2 separate regions of the Mus musculus genome follow, and region 1 is linked to region 2. Evidence: chromatin loops called from intact Hi-C (ENCODE). Cell type or tissue: heart. All regions are shown on one strand.

Region 1 (8,000 bases), 73 kb before region 2:
CAGGCTGGCTTCGAACTCAGAAATCCGCCTGCCTCTGCCTCCCAAGTGCTGGAATTAAAGGCATGCGCCACCACTGCCCGACTGTGTTTGTTTCTTGAGGGAGGATTTTTCACAGGTTAGACTGGTCTCAGCTTTGCTGTGTAGCTCAGGCTGGCCTCAGAGTTCAGCTCCTCCCCTCTCAGCCTCCTAAGAGCCAGGTTACAGATATGATCAACCACAGCTGCATAGCTGAAGATGACCTTAAATTCCTGATCCCCCTCCACCAAAAGGTGCTGGAGTTGCTGCCATGTATTGTGTCTTTGTTTTTTCCTATTTACCACTCAACACAGACACTTCCAGTCATTAACATGGATGTGAGGTGTTTTCATGTGCTAGTGAATTCTCCAGAAGTCCCAAACTGGAGGTCCTGTAATTTGGCTCCATTTGAGCACTGTCTGCTGGAGATAGAGCCACAGCCCACAGATTAAGACTCATTACCTAGAGGCTGTCACCTCTCTCTGAGGCAGATCTCATGCTCTAAGTTGTAAACCAGCACTTCCAACTTTAGGTATGAACTGGGGTTCCAGTGATGCAGTCCTCCAGGTTTATTAACTTGAGCGAGAAACTCAAAGACTCAGAGCAGCACCGGATGACAGGCTGATCACAGCTGAAAAGCAATCAAAAAGGGTGGATGGCCAGAGAGGAACCACAGGACAGGTCTGATCGAAAAGGGATCCTCTGCTTCTGTATCCAGGCATTGCATAGCTCTCTGAATGGTCAGTTCTGTATCCAGGCATTGCATAGCTCTCTGAATGGTCAGTCCAGGAAGTGTCATGGAGGCATTGCCATGAAGGTATGACGACCAGTTATCAACTCAGTGGCCAGTTTTTCTCTTTCGGCTAGGCTGGCAACCAGAGCACCTCCACGATTCTCTTGCCTCTGCCTTTCTCAGTGCTGGGGTCACAGGCATTGGCAGGGCCACACTGGGTTGTTCTGTGAGTGCTGGGATCTGAACTATGGTCCTCATAGTTGTCAGGCAAGTGCACTTACCAGCTGAGCCATTCTTCCAGGCCCTAATTTGTGTACTTTGATATATACTTTGGATTTTGCTTTCATAAAAATTCTGTCAAGAAGAACCCTCTATATACATAAGGATAATATCTACATATTATCCTTTATACATTATATATATTATACATGTATGTATATGCAAGTATAATAAAACATACTGAGATTGTTTTCTAGACGAATGGACATAAACCTTTTAAATTTTGATATAGATTCTAAAATGAAACTGCAATTTGATGCATCCAGCTTGTGGATGTAGCTCAGTGGCAGAGCATGCCACGTGGTATGCACAGGTCCCTGGGTTCGATCCCCAGGAAGGAGAAAAAGTACGCATGCCCTTACTCTGCCTGTGCCCTTCAGGAAGATCAGGCACTTCCTGTTGGCACCACAGAGGCTTTTGGTCTTTTGTTTTCCCAGTTTGCTAACTGGAAACACACCATGTTAATTTCTTTAATTATACCGTAGGAGAACATCTTCCCATATGTTCAGGGTCTTCTCCATTTATTTCTCTATAAATATTTCTATACTTGGCATGGCTTTCTATTGGCTTCTTTAAAAAAAAACTCATTTATATCAGTTCTGTTTATTTAAGGAAAGAACTCTTTTGACAAGTTTGTTCTAAGATATATTTTTCTCTGGTTTGGAAGTTAGTCTTTTGAGTGAACTTCTCTTTTTAGACCCAAATAATATTGCTATTTGTGCAAATTTATTGGTGTCTCTCTTTAAGGCCCCTGGGTTTTATAGTCATCTCAGAAGAGCCTTTATTTTTCTTGGATTGGTAATAAAATAATTTGCATTTTAAGTGACTTTATGAGTTAGTGTCTCCATCTGAACATTCTTTCATCTGGAGTGACTGTGGGAGGTAATGAGTGAGACAAGAACTCATGTAACCTCAAAGGTGGCAGGCAGCTGCCTCGTCTCTAGGTTCTGAACAGTGGAGGCTACTCAGGGCTGGGCTGGGCTTTGGCGATGGCACCCCACCCCTCCTTAGCCCTGTTTTGACACTTTCCCTGTACAGTACACCTGCTATTTGGGTTGAGTGCTGATTTTTCTTTGGCTTTAGTACTTTCTTCCTGTAACCTGTTTATTGGTTGGAACTTCAAAGTCCATCTTGGTATGGGAAGACAGTTGGTATAGAGGAGACAGGGGAGGTCTTGTTAGCTAGGTGAATAAGACACAGTCAGCTTCATAAAGAGCAGACAGGAGTGTCCTGGGTAAAGAAGTGGCATGCCTGAAGAGAAGGCAGGAGACAATTCCAGTTCCTGTTTGAAGGGACTATGAAGGACCCGTGTCATGAGCATGGGAAACAGGGAAAAAAGGATGAGATGTTTTGGAAAGAAGGCTAGATTAAAATGCATTTTTAGACTATTTATTTTGTTTTATGTGCATGAGTATTTTGCCTGCATGTATGTTTGTGTATCATGCATGTGCCTTATGTCCAGGAAGGTTAGAAGAAAGTTGCATTCCTTGAGACTGGAGTTACAGATGATTGTGAGTTGTTGTGTGGATGCTGTCATCCAAACTCAGATCCACAGTAAGAGCCACAAGTGCTCTTAGTAGCTGAGCCATCTCTCTAGCAATGTGGGCCAGATTTGGTAAAACCTCTAGATTTGAAGCGTGGGGGTGTGGTGTGTGTGACAAGCTGCAGATTCCCAAAGAATAGCAATGACATTCTGACTGTCATGTGGAGGGTGGTGGGAGGACCGAGAGAGCCACACCTGGTGTGGACCAGGCCCGGGAAGGTGTTGATCATTTGTGTGAGCAGTGGAGAAAGAAAGGAAGGGAAGTCAAGACTGGGTGCAGAGTGAGAGCAGGAAGGAACGGAGGCTAATTCCTGAAGCGCCTTGCCATGCACAGCCTTTCTGAACCGTTCACCTAGCCACCTAAACACATGTGTTTAAAATGCCGGTGGCTCAAGGAACACTGAAGGACTTAACACCGCATTTGGGCTTATTGACATTCTAAGATCTCAGAGAGTATTGGATTTGCTGAGATGGGGTGAGTTACAGGAGAAAGGCGCTGGGACCTTGCTGGGCTGGGTTTTTATTAAAAAGCTCACTGTACCTCAGAGACACTTGTACATCCAGGCTTCCTCTGCTGTAGTCCCAACAGCCAGGTAGTGAAGCCACCCTTGACGCCCATCAACAGGTTCACGGAGACGGAAATGTACGGATACACAGTGGGATTAGGTTTAGTTGTAAAGAATGAAATTATGACATTTTCAGAAAAGTAGATGGAACTAGAGACCATTGTGTTAAGCAAAATTAGCCAGAGAAAGACAAGTACTATGTATTTTCACTTGATACAAACAAAATCTAGAGAAAAAAATTTGTGTGTATATATGGTGTGTGTGTGTATGACATGAAAGAAGAAATGAGACCATGAGAGAAGAGGATGGAAGGTGGGAAGATGACCATGGAATATAGTGTCACAGAATGGGGACCATGTGGGAAGGAAAGGGACCAGCGAATGGGGCTTTGTGCATGGGGGGGCAGTGTATGTGGGGCAGAGAAACAAGGAATGTGTATGAACACATCACAGTGTGATTCCTCTCTGTGTACTAACCAAAAAGTTAAAATAAAGAGGGCGGGTGCCTAGGAAACCCACATGTAGGCAGAAAAGTGTTTATTTCATCTGCAGTCTGCAGAGAGGTCTACACGGAGACACCAGCCACCATACAGATCTTGTTTAGAATCACGACAATGGGGCAAGAAATGTAGACAGAAAAGAGCAGGAGACAGACCCTGAGGGATGCCGGTTCCCAGAGCCTGGAGGGGTCCACCAGGGGCGGGCAGAAAGAGGGACAGGCACCATCTCCCAGTCTTCCTTTGCAGCCTTCTGTGGCCTCCTGTGCTTTTACAGGACAGCCTGGCCCCAATGCGCTTCTGGCTTCATCTCTCCTGGCTCCTTGCCTCTCCCTGTCCAGTGCCCCCTTACCCTCCCACCCCACTGCAGGTCTGTTTGTTTTTTTAATTGTCAGCCTGACTCACTGCTGTGTTGATTCAGGGCAAGAAGCACCAAGGATTGTTCCTTTTTTTGTTTCTTTCCTTTCCTTGGTTCTGACATAGTATCTAGCAAACAGCAGGCATACAGTAAGTTTGATTCAGGAATGGCTACACTCTTTAACTCGACTGTGACTCTGTAAAGTAGCCTTACCCCATCTTTACCTTTTTGGTTTTTTTAGAAACAAATCAAGGACAGGATCCTTGGAACAAGAAGGTGACTTTTCACTAGTACCCCAGAGCTCTTGACTCTAGCTGCATATGTATCAAAAGATGGCCTAGTCGGCCATCACTGGAAAGAGAGGCCCATTGGACAGGCAAACTTTATATGCCCCAGTACAGGGGAACGCCAGGGCCAAAAAATTGGGAATGGGTGGGTAGGGGAGTGGGGGTGGGGGAGGGTGTGGGGGACTTTTGGGATAGCATTGGAAATGTAATTGAGGAAAATACGTAATAAAAAAAAAAAAAAAAGAAAGGTGACTTTTCACAGGATCCAGCATAGTGAGTAGTGTTGGGTGGGTGAAGTGTTGGTGAGCCTTGTTTTAGGGTCGATGAATGGGTAGTTGCTGGGGAGCCAGAGGCTGTATAGTCCAGCAGGGGGCAGCAGAGGGCCATGCAAAGCAGGGACTTCCGGCCATTGCATGGGCTTCTCTAGATCTCAGCTGAACTTGGTGCTTACAAGAGTCAAGACAGAGTGTTGAGATCTGCTGATACAGCACTGAGTGCCAGTGTCTTCCTGTGGGTCCCTGGGAAAAAGAAAAATAAGGTGGGAAGACGGGTGGAGGTGGATGTGACAACGGGGCTGCCTCACACTTGGATGTAGTGACTACAAGTGGGATTTGGGGCCCTTTTTGCTTCAGCCAGGCAGGGAGCTAGGAAGGGTTAAAGTGCTGGTCCCAGGACATACATGGTTGGAAATAACTTTCTTTCGTTCTCTAAACTAGTTTTCCTTCTCTCTCTCTCTCTCTCTCTCTCTCTCTCTCTCTCTCTCTCTCTCTCTTTCAGCAGGTTTTAGTGTTTGTTTTATATGTCCAACCTGTCACAGGTGCTGCTGGGGAAGGGGATTTTGCAGCAGGTCATTGGGGGCCATCGAGGCCACAGCAGCAGTGACCAGAGTGCAAGGTCTTGCATGGAAACTGATTTTGGTTTCTCAATTCACACACTTTGCATAAATGTGAACCACAACATAAATCCACAAGCCACGTGCATGTACTTATGTGCACATATCATCCATGTAACATTCACTCATGTGCTCAAAGGCATACACCTGCTACCCACGACCTATCATGCATACATACTAACTCACAGTCTAACACACCAGGGGGTGGGGCTCTGCAGTGGGTTTTATGGATACATTCCAAGTTCCTCTTTCTCACCTCCATGTCCGTGTGCAGAGAGAGCAACAGTGTGATTTAAGTCTAGGATCAAACCAACTCTCAGCTAATGGTACCAACACAACCTCAGCCCCTCTACATCGCCTTGGTGGCTGCAGCTGTTCTAAGAGTGAATGAGGGAGGAAGTAGCTGTGGAAGCTGTCGGCTGCTGCTCTGTTACCCCCAAGAAAAGGCCAAGTCAGAAAACGCTGATGGAGATGTGCAGACAAGAGGCTTGCAGACAGAGCTGGCAGTGGTTTTCCACCACCCCAGTATTTGGAGCCTTGGGACAGCCTATGCCACCTCTCGACTTTAGGTTCTGATACCACATTGCCGTGTGTCTTTAATTCGTTCATATTGGGCTTTTCTGTTTCTTATATCCAGGATTCTCAGTGAGAAGCAGCTCCCGTCGGAGCTCTTGATGAAGGCCGGGAACAGGCCCAGCCTCTGCTTTCCCTCCTTTCCTTTTGGTCTCTTGATCCTTAGTGTGACCACAAGGCACTGTGTGCAGTTCATGGAACTTCATGTAGGAGAAGACAGTTGTGCTTAAACCAGGATGGATGGCAGCCTCTCTCTCTCTCTCTTCTAAAGAGAGTGACACAATTCAAACCCTGGGGAAGACTGGCTCTCTAAGTGGATCTTAATATTTTGTAGAGGCCGAGATGAGAGTCAGGCCAGTGCCTTTGGATTTGGAGGGCGGAAAATCTTTGCTGTCACCCTGCTCCTCCCTCCAATCTCTCTAGCCACTCTGAGGGTGAGCATTACTTACCCTGCTTGGAAGATGGATTATGAAGATGTCTCAGAGAGGATGCCTTCTGCTCAACACAGAGTGGAGCTCAGCCTCCCGTCTAGGGTTCTTTGGCTCAAAAGCTTGTGGGTGCCTCTCCAGGAGGGAACGGCCTTGATTGAACTCAGACTGTTCATGTGATCTGCTTTGGGTAGGCTCTTTGGAGGAGAAAAGGGTAATGAAGAACTAAGACCTCAAAAGTTCTTGTATCTGACTTTATCTGACTTTCACCAGAGTGGTGGAGGAAGCAGGGAAGAGGGCCTTATAGTAGGTTCTCATTGTGGTGAGTAGGACAGGCAAGGTGGACCTTAGAAAGCCAGTTCTGGGCTGGGGCTGGGGCTGGGGCTGGGGCTGGGGCTGGGGCTCGCCCGATAAAGTGCTCAAAACACGAGGACCTGAGGCTGATCCCCAGGACCATAGTTAAATACAAAAGAGCTGAATGTGGTAGTGCACTTGTGTAATCCAACTCTGGGGACACTGGGACAGGCCTAGGCCACCAGGCCAGCCCCAGGTCTCAGTGAAAGACCTATTCTTAAAAATCATGATGGAGGCTAGAGAAATGGCTCAGTGCCTCAGAGGATCTGGTTTGATTCCCAGCACCCATGCTACAGCTCTCAGCTACCTGGAACTTCAGCCCCAGGAGATTCAGCACCCCCCTCTTGCCATCTTAGGTACTGCAAACACCAGGTGTATTCATAGACATACAGGCAAAACACTCATACACATAAAATACAAATGAACAAACCTTAAAAACAAAAAACTGATGGTTCTGCCTACAAGATGACACCTGAGACTGTACTTTGACCTCCATATTCATGTGCACACACACGTACACTCACATGAATCCACACTTACATGAACACTTACCCACTCACATGAACACCCTCCTACATGAACGCACATACACAAGCACACACATACATGAACCTAACACAGGAACACATACATGAGCACACATATGAACACCCACCTACACGAACACACACCACATACATGAACACAACACAGGAACACCCACCCACACGAACACCCATCACATGAAAACACACACACACACACGCACACGCAAAAGAGAAGAGAAAAGACAACAGCTCCTTTGGGGTGTGGGCCTGCAGCATAGGAACTGGCCATGTAGACTTAGACCCAACTATGGCTTCAAGTTCTAAGGTATTTGCTCTAGGGTGTCAGAGAACAGCAAACTGTCAAGTTTTGAATTTCAGGTCTGAACATGAGAGCTTGCTCCTTTGGTCTTGGTGTAAGCCCAACCAAAATCCACAAGTAAAGAACTTAACTCAGGGCTCCCCAAGAGCAGCTGTCCCCACGCTGCATTAAGGCACACAGTGCTTAGCAGGTTTGCAGGTACCCTGGAGTCCTTCCTCATAAAAAAATGCCATGTTCAGTGTGGGAGGGGGCAGGGAGGCAGTGCATGGCAATTCTTCCTTTTTCTTTTTTCCCCTTGGGAGCAGTGGGTGGGGGCAGGTTGGTGGGCAGTGGAGCAGGCTGAGCCACATGCTGTATCTGGTAGTGAGTGGGAAAGAAGGAAGAGTTTCTCAATGCATGGGCAGAGGGCTGGTGGCCCCATGGAGGCATTGAGACAAGGTTGAAGGCTTCTGAGTTCAGTGATCCTGATGTTAATCTTTTCTGTCAACTTGACTGGACTTAGAGCCATCTAGGAGATACACCTCTGGGGTGTCTGGTGTTTCCAGAGAGGTTTAACTGAGGAGGGTCATCCTCTGGCTGGTGCCTTCCCCAGCATGATGAACCTCTCAAACCATGAGCCAGACCAAGCCC
Region 2 (8,000 bases):
TCTGTGGAACAGAAAGCATGTCATGGGAAACAGCAGAGCTTTCTGGATTTTCCTATAGGCTCCAGCATGTAGTGACACTCACCTAGGACCTGTGACACAGTGGTTACTCAGTTATTGGCACTGTCCTTGGTTCTACACGTGGGGAGGAGACAGGCCACAGGAAAGGCTGTGTGGTATAGGCCTCCAATCAGGAAGACCTAGGTAGAAACAATTAGTTTTCTATGTGACTCAGGACAAGTGGCTTCCAACCTGAGAGGCTCTTCCTTCACCTATAGAATGGGACTATTGATGCCTACCCATATCAAAGGCCATCACAAGGAGTCAACTTGGTAATGGTAGTCATGCTGCCAGTAGGAGCTCAGTAGATGGTATCTGATCTCAGCGAGCTGTCCTCCCTTAGCTATAGTTTTGAGGAGCTGAAATGTTTCTCTTCTGGAATAGCTGTGTTTACTGTAAGGACCAAATTAGATGCAAAAGGTCACCTCTGCCCATGTAAACAAAGCCAGAAAGCAGGAGGCAGTGCAGTTCCCAATGCCTGCTCCCAGCCTCGCCTCGCCTCTCCTCGCCTGATCTCTGGTGTTGATGCAAAACCAAAGAGCTCATCTGTGGCTCTTGGATCCTGGAAATGGAACCCAGTTTGGGACAGGGATGGGAAGGAGTTTGACTTGTCCTTTTGGCATCTCCCCAGCCTGCGGAGCCCAAGCCTCTTGGAGCATCTTTGGGGTTGGCACAGCAGAGGTTCCAGGCACGCACAGCCACTCCAACCAGGCGGCTGCCATGCCCCACATTCCTGAGGATGAGGAGCCCCCCGGAGAGCCACAGGCAGCCCAGACCCAAGTAAGTGCCCCTTCCTGCCCATGGCTAGCCTGGGTGGGGGCCAAACTAAGCATTCTGTCTGAGGCCACAGCTTACAGACTGGCCACAGTGGGTGACTAGTGTAGGCTGCAGTGGGTGCCTGGGGAAGGTGTGTGGCTTTCCCTCTGAAGAATTTGCTACCCTGAGTTCATCTAAGTGGCCAGGGTCCCAGGAATCCCGAGTGTGAAACCATCTAGAGAGTAAATGACTAAGGCTTTATGGGAAGTCAGATCACCTTGGCCCAAAATGCTTTCTTGTACACTTGAGAAAGATGTAGAAAATACAGGGTAGGAGACAGCCAAGGGCTGCTTTGAAACAATCTGCTTAAAATGAATACCAAAAGTTCATAGTTAAGGATAGGAAATAAAAATGAGTTTTAAAATGTTCATTAAGAGTACCCTTAATGAGGCAGGCATGGTGGCCTGCAGTCCCAGCCTTCAGGAAACTGAGGTGGCAGATCATGATGAATTCCAGACCAGCCTAGGCTACAGCCTATCTCAAAAACAAAACAAAACAAAACAAAACAAAACAAAACAAAAGCAAGCAAGCAAGCAAGCAAGCAAACAAACAAAAAAACCCAGACAAATAACAGCAGAGAAGGTATCGTTGAGGCTTTATTTTGCAAATGATATTTAGTAATTTTTAGCTCTCTCTATATATCATAAAGTATAGATTATGTTTATTTTCAGATTGAACGAAGAGTCAAGCATTTTGCTGTTGGTATATCACTTGTTTTGTTTTAGTTTTGTATATGTAGTGTACACATGTGTACTCATGCCAGAGGTTGATGTTGAATGCTTTCTACTGGTCTCCACTTTATTTTTGTGAGGCAGGGTCTCTCTCTGAACCTGTAGCTCATCAATTTAGTAAGACTGGCTGGCCAGAATTCCCTAAGGTCTTCCTGACTGTTTCTCATGCTACCCCTGTCCTTTTTTGTGTGGGTGCTAAAGGATAAAACCTCAAGTTCTCACGCTTACACAATAGAGACTTTCTGATTGGACCATTTCCCCAGCCTCTGCTCATTTTTTTTCTGTTAACCAAACAATGCAATTGCATGATCCCACATTCTTTACATCTTGTTTTATAGCAACATCATCAAGAGAATGTTTAAAGTGTAAGTCTATACCCATCTCCTCAAGATGCTGAAGTCATTCCCTTCTGAAGAACCTATCTTTCCATCACTATCATATTTTCTTTATCTGGTCACTGGCCCAGCTCCATCTGATCTTCTCAGATTAAAGGCTGTGCTTATGAAGGTCACCAACATTATTTACTTTGACTTGAACTTTAGAGTTGGTTTGCGCTGAGCTTGTGCTATCCTATTGCCTCTGACCATGGTCCCACGCTGACCAGAGCCAGATGAAACAGGCTTGCTAAGCAAGAGAAGAGCGTGTGAGTGAGTGCCATTTTTCTAGATGGGCAGATTCCTGACCATTCCTGAATGTTTTTCTGTTGTGACGGCGTTTACTTTCTTACATATTAAAATGGTGGGGACAAAGCAATTATTTAGAAATGAATAGTCACTTGTATTCCAAGGTTCATGAGCTCAAGATGTGAACTTGGCAGCTTAGGGGTGAGGGAGTGTCTTTTCCTTGATCATCTAAAAAACAAAGAGTTAAACTCCCATCTCTCTATCTGCAGACCATAGCTCCAGGTTCTAGGGAAAGCTCCACAACCATCCTGGGGCATCTTGAGCCATAGTGGATGCTGTTCCTTAGCAACCCTCAAGGCAGCTGAGGGCTGGGGGTTTGGGGGAAGGGAAAGGGGGTCACAGCAGAAGGCAGACACTGTGAGCAGATTCAAATGTGGCTGCTCCAATCCGGCTTTCTTTAACCCTGCCACTTCTGTGTTCTTTTGATAGTGGCCATCTCTGACCCTTATGGCCCCCTCACTAACAATGGTACCACGCCAAACTCACATTCTCATGCAAACCCTGGATCCAAAATCCTAGGCAATTTTCCCAGTTAAATGTGGGTTTTGATGACCACCAAGGCCACCAGAATAACCATCTGAGGGCAACAAGAAGGTAGTTTAGTTGAACATGACTAAGTAGCTATGTTGGTTCAAACTTCAGAGTCTGACTTGTAGTAGTTTATTCTAGGCATATTTAAGCACAGCACAATTTGGTGAAAACTTCCCTAGTGATGATAACTCAACCCTGTGTGTACAATAAAGCACAAATGAAGCTAAATAAAGTTCAGATGTGACTATACAGAAACTCTTTGTAAAGTACATGTGGCACCATCCATTAAATGGGTTTATAGATGGAGAAAAACAAGCTTTCAATAAGGGTCTAAGGGAGATTCTAGTGTTGTCTAGGGCATACATATAACTCAAAGGCTGCTCCCAGCCTTGTGTTCAGATAACAGGTCATACATCCATTCTTTCAAAGGAACAACCCTGTGTGTTTGACATTCCAGGTTTCCCTAGTACCTGTCCTCTCTAGCACAGAGACCCCTGACCTCCTACAAACAAAAGCACTCCTAAACTGAGTATAATAAAAGATTAGCAAAGAAACAGCCTCATCCCTAGATGAAGAATAGGAGTCCTATTCTTCCTACATCTGTAGCTCTCAGCATTTAAGAGAGGGTGCTGCTCTTATAGAGGACCTGAGTTCAGTTCCTAGCATCCATCCAGAACTGCCTGCAACTCCTGCTTCAAGATATCTGATGCCCTCTTTTGGCCTACACATTCATGCACACACACACACACACACACACACACACACACACACACTTAAAAAAAAAGTAAATATATTTTAAAGTACTTTCAAACCTTATTAAGCCACCCCCCCTTGTTACCCCCATGGCTGTTACCTGCTTGTTGGTCCAGCTCAATGAAGACCAGGGCCTGGGTGAAGCTTCTTAGAGGTACAGCATTGGGAGGAACCCATGTGCTAGCTGTAGAGTCAATGGTTAAGTCCCTTGATTGGCCAGTAGGAACCCTGAAAGCCAGTTCCCCACAAGCTACGCCTACCTGTGACCTGGAGCCAAAACTAATATTTAAAGAATAATGAGATGGGTTCTAATGGTCTCTGAAGGCTTTTCAGGTGCTGTGATTCTGTCTCTGGGCTTGTAGGAATCTGAAGCTATCCTGACTTTTTTTTTTGTTTTGTTTTGTTTTTTTTGTTTTTGTTTTTTTTTTGTTTTTTTGCAAGTTGCAATGGCTGAGACAGCACCGGAATCTGGAGGAGGATGCTTGAGGGACTCAAGCCAAATGGGATCCAGGAGGCCCAGGTCCCTCAGAGAAGACAGAGAACAGGGTTTAAGACTGCGATCTCTGTGGTCTGACCACATTGGCCTTGAATTCCAGCTCCTCTGCATCCTCATCCAGAGACCTAGAACCAAGGCTGTTAGATTTCTGATTGTTAGAGTCCCCGTGGTTACCTGTGTGCTACTTTGAACAAGGGTTAGCTGTTGCCACTTCTGTTCAGCCTGCTCAGCTCAGCCCTGAGGCAATTTATACCCTTGCACAGAGGTTCAAGGTCCACGTGAGACTTTCATTCTTTTACTTTCTGGTCTTGCTACCAGGCTCTGGGCCTCTCTTAGTTCTCCGGAAGCCAGATAGGCATGGTTCATAAAGAGCCTCTGCTCACACTGGGCTCCTGAGGTAGCATGGCCACAGGGGAGGTTCAGCTCTCCCAAGCTAGCTGGAGCCTCCAGGGGCAGAAAGAAACCTGACTCCCCAAGAGTACAGAAGTCAGGCAGCCAGGAAAGCAAGGCTGGCCAGGGTTCAGCCGGAAGTTCCCGTTCTGTGTAAATTCCCACTCTGTAAAACAGGCAAGGAACAGAGCATCCTTCCAAGTTTATAGCTCCCTGGGGTCCAGCCCTAGTTTTGAATACTCCAGTCCCAAGCCTCTGTTTCCCACCACTAGCCTGAGTGCTAGCTGAGTCTTCACAACAAAACCCTTGAAGTAGGAGAGCTATATTGTTCTCTTCACTGCAACTGCTAATTGGAATTCGTAATCTATCCCTACAGTGAAGTGAAGCCTTCTGGCAGTGACTCAGCAGTATGCATTCTCTAGGGCCCAGGCCAGGACACAGAGTGCTGACTGAATTGAAGCTGTTGGGACACATACCTTGGACCTTTGGGGACCACAGAATGACAGGCTGTCAGCTAGAAAAACCCTATGTCTTAGTTTGCTTTTTGTTGCTGTGATAAACATCACAACAAAATGTAGCCTGGGGAGGAAAGGGTTCATTTTATGTTTCACTTCCAAGTATCAGTACATTACTGAGGGAAGTCGGGCAGGGACCTGGAGCAGAATGCATGGAGAATGCATGCAGACCTGTTCTTCTTCACTGTGCAGCCACAGACCCCAGATGCAGTGTGACCAAGTCATCGGTACTTTCCTGAGCTGTGACCAGGAACCACTTAGGAAGCTGACTCATTGGGACAGCATGCATCCTCAGAGGTGCTTGGCACACTTGGGGTATAGGAGCTCCTGTCAGTAAGAGCCTGGGTTCCACTTGTCCAAGTTCTTTTCTCCTTTGAGGGTTTCTACAAGTCTCTAGGAACAGGTTGCTCGAGTTCATGGACAGAGCATCTGGCTTCCTGTTGTCAGCTCCAGCATTCACCACTCCACCTCTGTCTTCCACCTCCCTGCACACAAAGCCACTTGATGATAACAGGCATCCGGGCACCGGAAACTACTGAGCTGTATTCATACATTTAGCTTTAGATTAAAAAATTACTCTTTGGAAAACGTCCCACATTTATATAATGTATTTTGATCCTACCCACCCACCACTCCCTCCTTTAATTCTCCATAGTGCCCATCTATCTCTCTCCCATTTCTTGTCTCCTTTTGTTATTAATAATTACCCGAGTCTGCTTAGTGATGCTTCTTCCATATGCACAAGAAGGCGTGGCTAACTTGCTAGCAGCTGCTTTCCAGATAGAGAATGACTCCTCCATAGCTATTGACTCACAGTAGTTCCTCTGCTAAAGGTGAGGGAATTTTGACTGGCTTGATCTTATGAAGGTCTTGTGCAGGTAAGCACAGCTGCTGTGCGTTGGTGTATTCAACAACCGTGTCATGCTAAAGGTTAGCATTTTATAGTTTCCCTTTCCACCTACTGATTCTTACACTCCACCCCCCTTCTGAGATGTTCCCTGAGCCTTGGATGGTGGGAGGTTGACAAGATGACCCCTTGACAGCTGAGCACTCACAGTTACTTATACTCGGCACCTTGACCAATTATGAGTCTCTGCGTTAACCACCACCCGCTGCGAAAAGAACCTTCTCTGTAAAATTGAGAGCAGCACAAATCTATGGGCATAAGCATACATATTTAGAAGGCAGTTAGAGAGTATGACCATTTAGTAAGACAACAGTAAGTTCTATTCTGTGATCTACGATCCATCTCCCTAAGTCATGGACTTTTGATCAGGTTTATAGCACCAGGCATGAAATTCATCCTGGAGGTCAGGGCTCACATCGATCAGAAAGGATTGTTGCCCTCATAATCATTATACCACTATTCCATCAGTGGACACATCTTGCCAGGCAGGCCAGTATTGTAGTGTGCAGGGTACATTACTGGGTAAGATGGTTGGTGTTTTTTCTCCCCCAGTATCCTGCATAGCACCATCTGGCAATATGTAAGCCCGAAGGCAGAAGAGGGTTTTCTGGGCATTCTGGGTTGATTACTTTATGTCTTGCATCCAAAGTAACAGATTTAACTTTTAGTGTACTGTAGCTTGTGGCAGAAGGGCTTACCAAACTCCCTCTACAACTGACACAAGCTCAGGTCAAAAACCTTTTCAAGGTATCTGCTGGGCTGGAGAGACAGATCAGTGGTTAAGAGCACTAACTGCTCTTCCAGAGGTCCCGAGTTCAAATCTCAGCAACCACATGGTGGCTCACAACCATCTGTAATGGGATCTGATGCACACTTCTAGTGTGTGTTTGAAGACAGCTGCAGTATACTCATATAAATAAAAATAAATCAATCTTTAAAAAAAAGAAGATATTTGCTGACTTCATTCTCCTTCAGTCAGATGATAAAATAGCACAATGTGGCTCTCTGGCTCCCCAAAACACACTCTGCCAAACTAAACTCAGCCTAGGCCACAGCTCTGAGGCACTCCAGTGCTCCCAAGGCATCTGTTGTGTACTTCAGGTTTTGATGTTCCCAACAGCCATTACTGTCCAGTCACACAGAAGCTCTTGTGGTTGAAGATCGGCTAATCAGGGGTATTACCTGCCTTTCCTGTCCCCAGTTTATAAATAATTGAGATGAGGTGAGATAGGCTCTGGAGAAGCAGGTCTCTGGGTGTGGCCCTGTGATGGTCAACCTTAACCATTATCTTGTTGGGATTTAGAGTCCCCTAGGAAACATGCTTCTGGGTGTATCTGTGAGGTGTTTCCAGAGAGTTTAACTGATGTGGGACATGCACTTGAATGTAGGCTGCACCATCCCATAGGCTGGGCTCCCAGAATGAATCAGAGGAGAAGGTGAGCGGAGCACCAGCACCCACCGCTCTCTGCTCCCTGACAATCCGTGCAGTATGACCAGGCAGCACACACTCCTGCCACCATGCTTCTCAGCCGTGACAGACTGCACCCCCAAGCCATGAATCAAGGTCACCCCTTCCTTCTTTAAACTACCTCTGTTTGGGAATTTTGGAACAGTAGTGACAAATGTACCTGATATAGGCTCTAAGGAGGCAATCCCTTCGTGGAGATTTGTTTCCTCTGGTCTTAAAGCCCCCAGGCTCCTCTTCTTGGGATCAGAATGGGAGGCCCCAGTAAGCATCACCATAGTATCATCAGAAGTTCTTTCTCTCTGTTGGGGTCAATGTAGTCCTTACCCTCAGGCAGTTGGAGCTCTTAGCCCATCACACTGGTCTGGCCTCTTGTAAGATGAGATGACAAAGTAACACCCCCTAAGCAGCCAGAAAGTTCCATAGAAGACCAAGAATGTTTCTGGTCCAGGCTTATAGGTAAGCAGCATAGCAGAGTACCTGGGCCTCACATTCAGGTGATTCCAGATGATCCTCAATTATGTCAGATTGACAATTAATACTAAGTCTTACAAGACTTAAATAACCAATCCTCTGTCAGAATGAAGTAGAGATTAAATTAGTGATGCATATATATAATCCTTGTAATCTTGTAAGGACCCTCTGGAGCAGAGATG

Evidence for each region. Hi-C counts contacts between places; a loop is a spot of excess contacts. Peaks named below come from ENCODE experiments on the same cell type or tissue, not always from the same donor. Only the 100,000 strongest peaks of a DNase experiment are listed, where the experiment ranks them.
Region 1: it touches region 2 in a loop (2.2-fold over the local background); 9 of 42 quality-filtered maps call a loop at or near these places.

The regions. Positions count from the first base shown.
Region 1 is chr7:111,011,784-111,019,783 of GRCm38, reverse strand. No RefSeq gene overlaps it. Among named protein-coding and RNA genes, the nearest start is that of Ctr9, 13 kb to the left of the region's middle. In heart, a CTCF peak has its summit at 4,646 (motif pointing right); a DNase peak (open chromatin) is centred at 4,663; H3K27ac peaks cover 380 bases.
Region 2 is chr7:110,938,670-110,946,669 of GRCm38, reverse strand. It overlaps Mrvi1 (MRV integration site 1), which reads left to right. Exons shown (of 21, transcript NM_194464.3): 2 at 689-837. The coding sequence starts at 778. Among named protein-coding and RNA genes, the nearest start is that of Gm16336, 38 kb to the right of the region's middle. In heart, no CTCF peak of the experiment used is centred here; DNase peaks (open chromatin) are centred at 4,579 and 5,289; H3K27ac peaks cover 1,280 bases.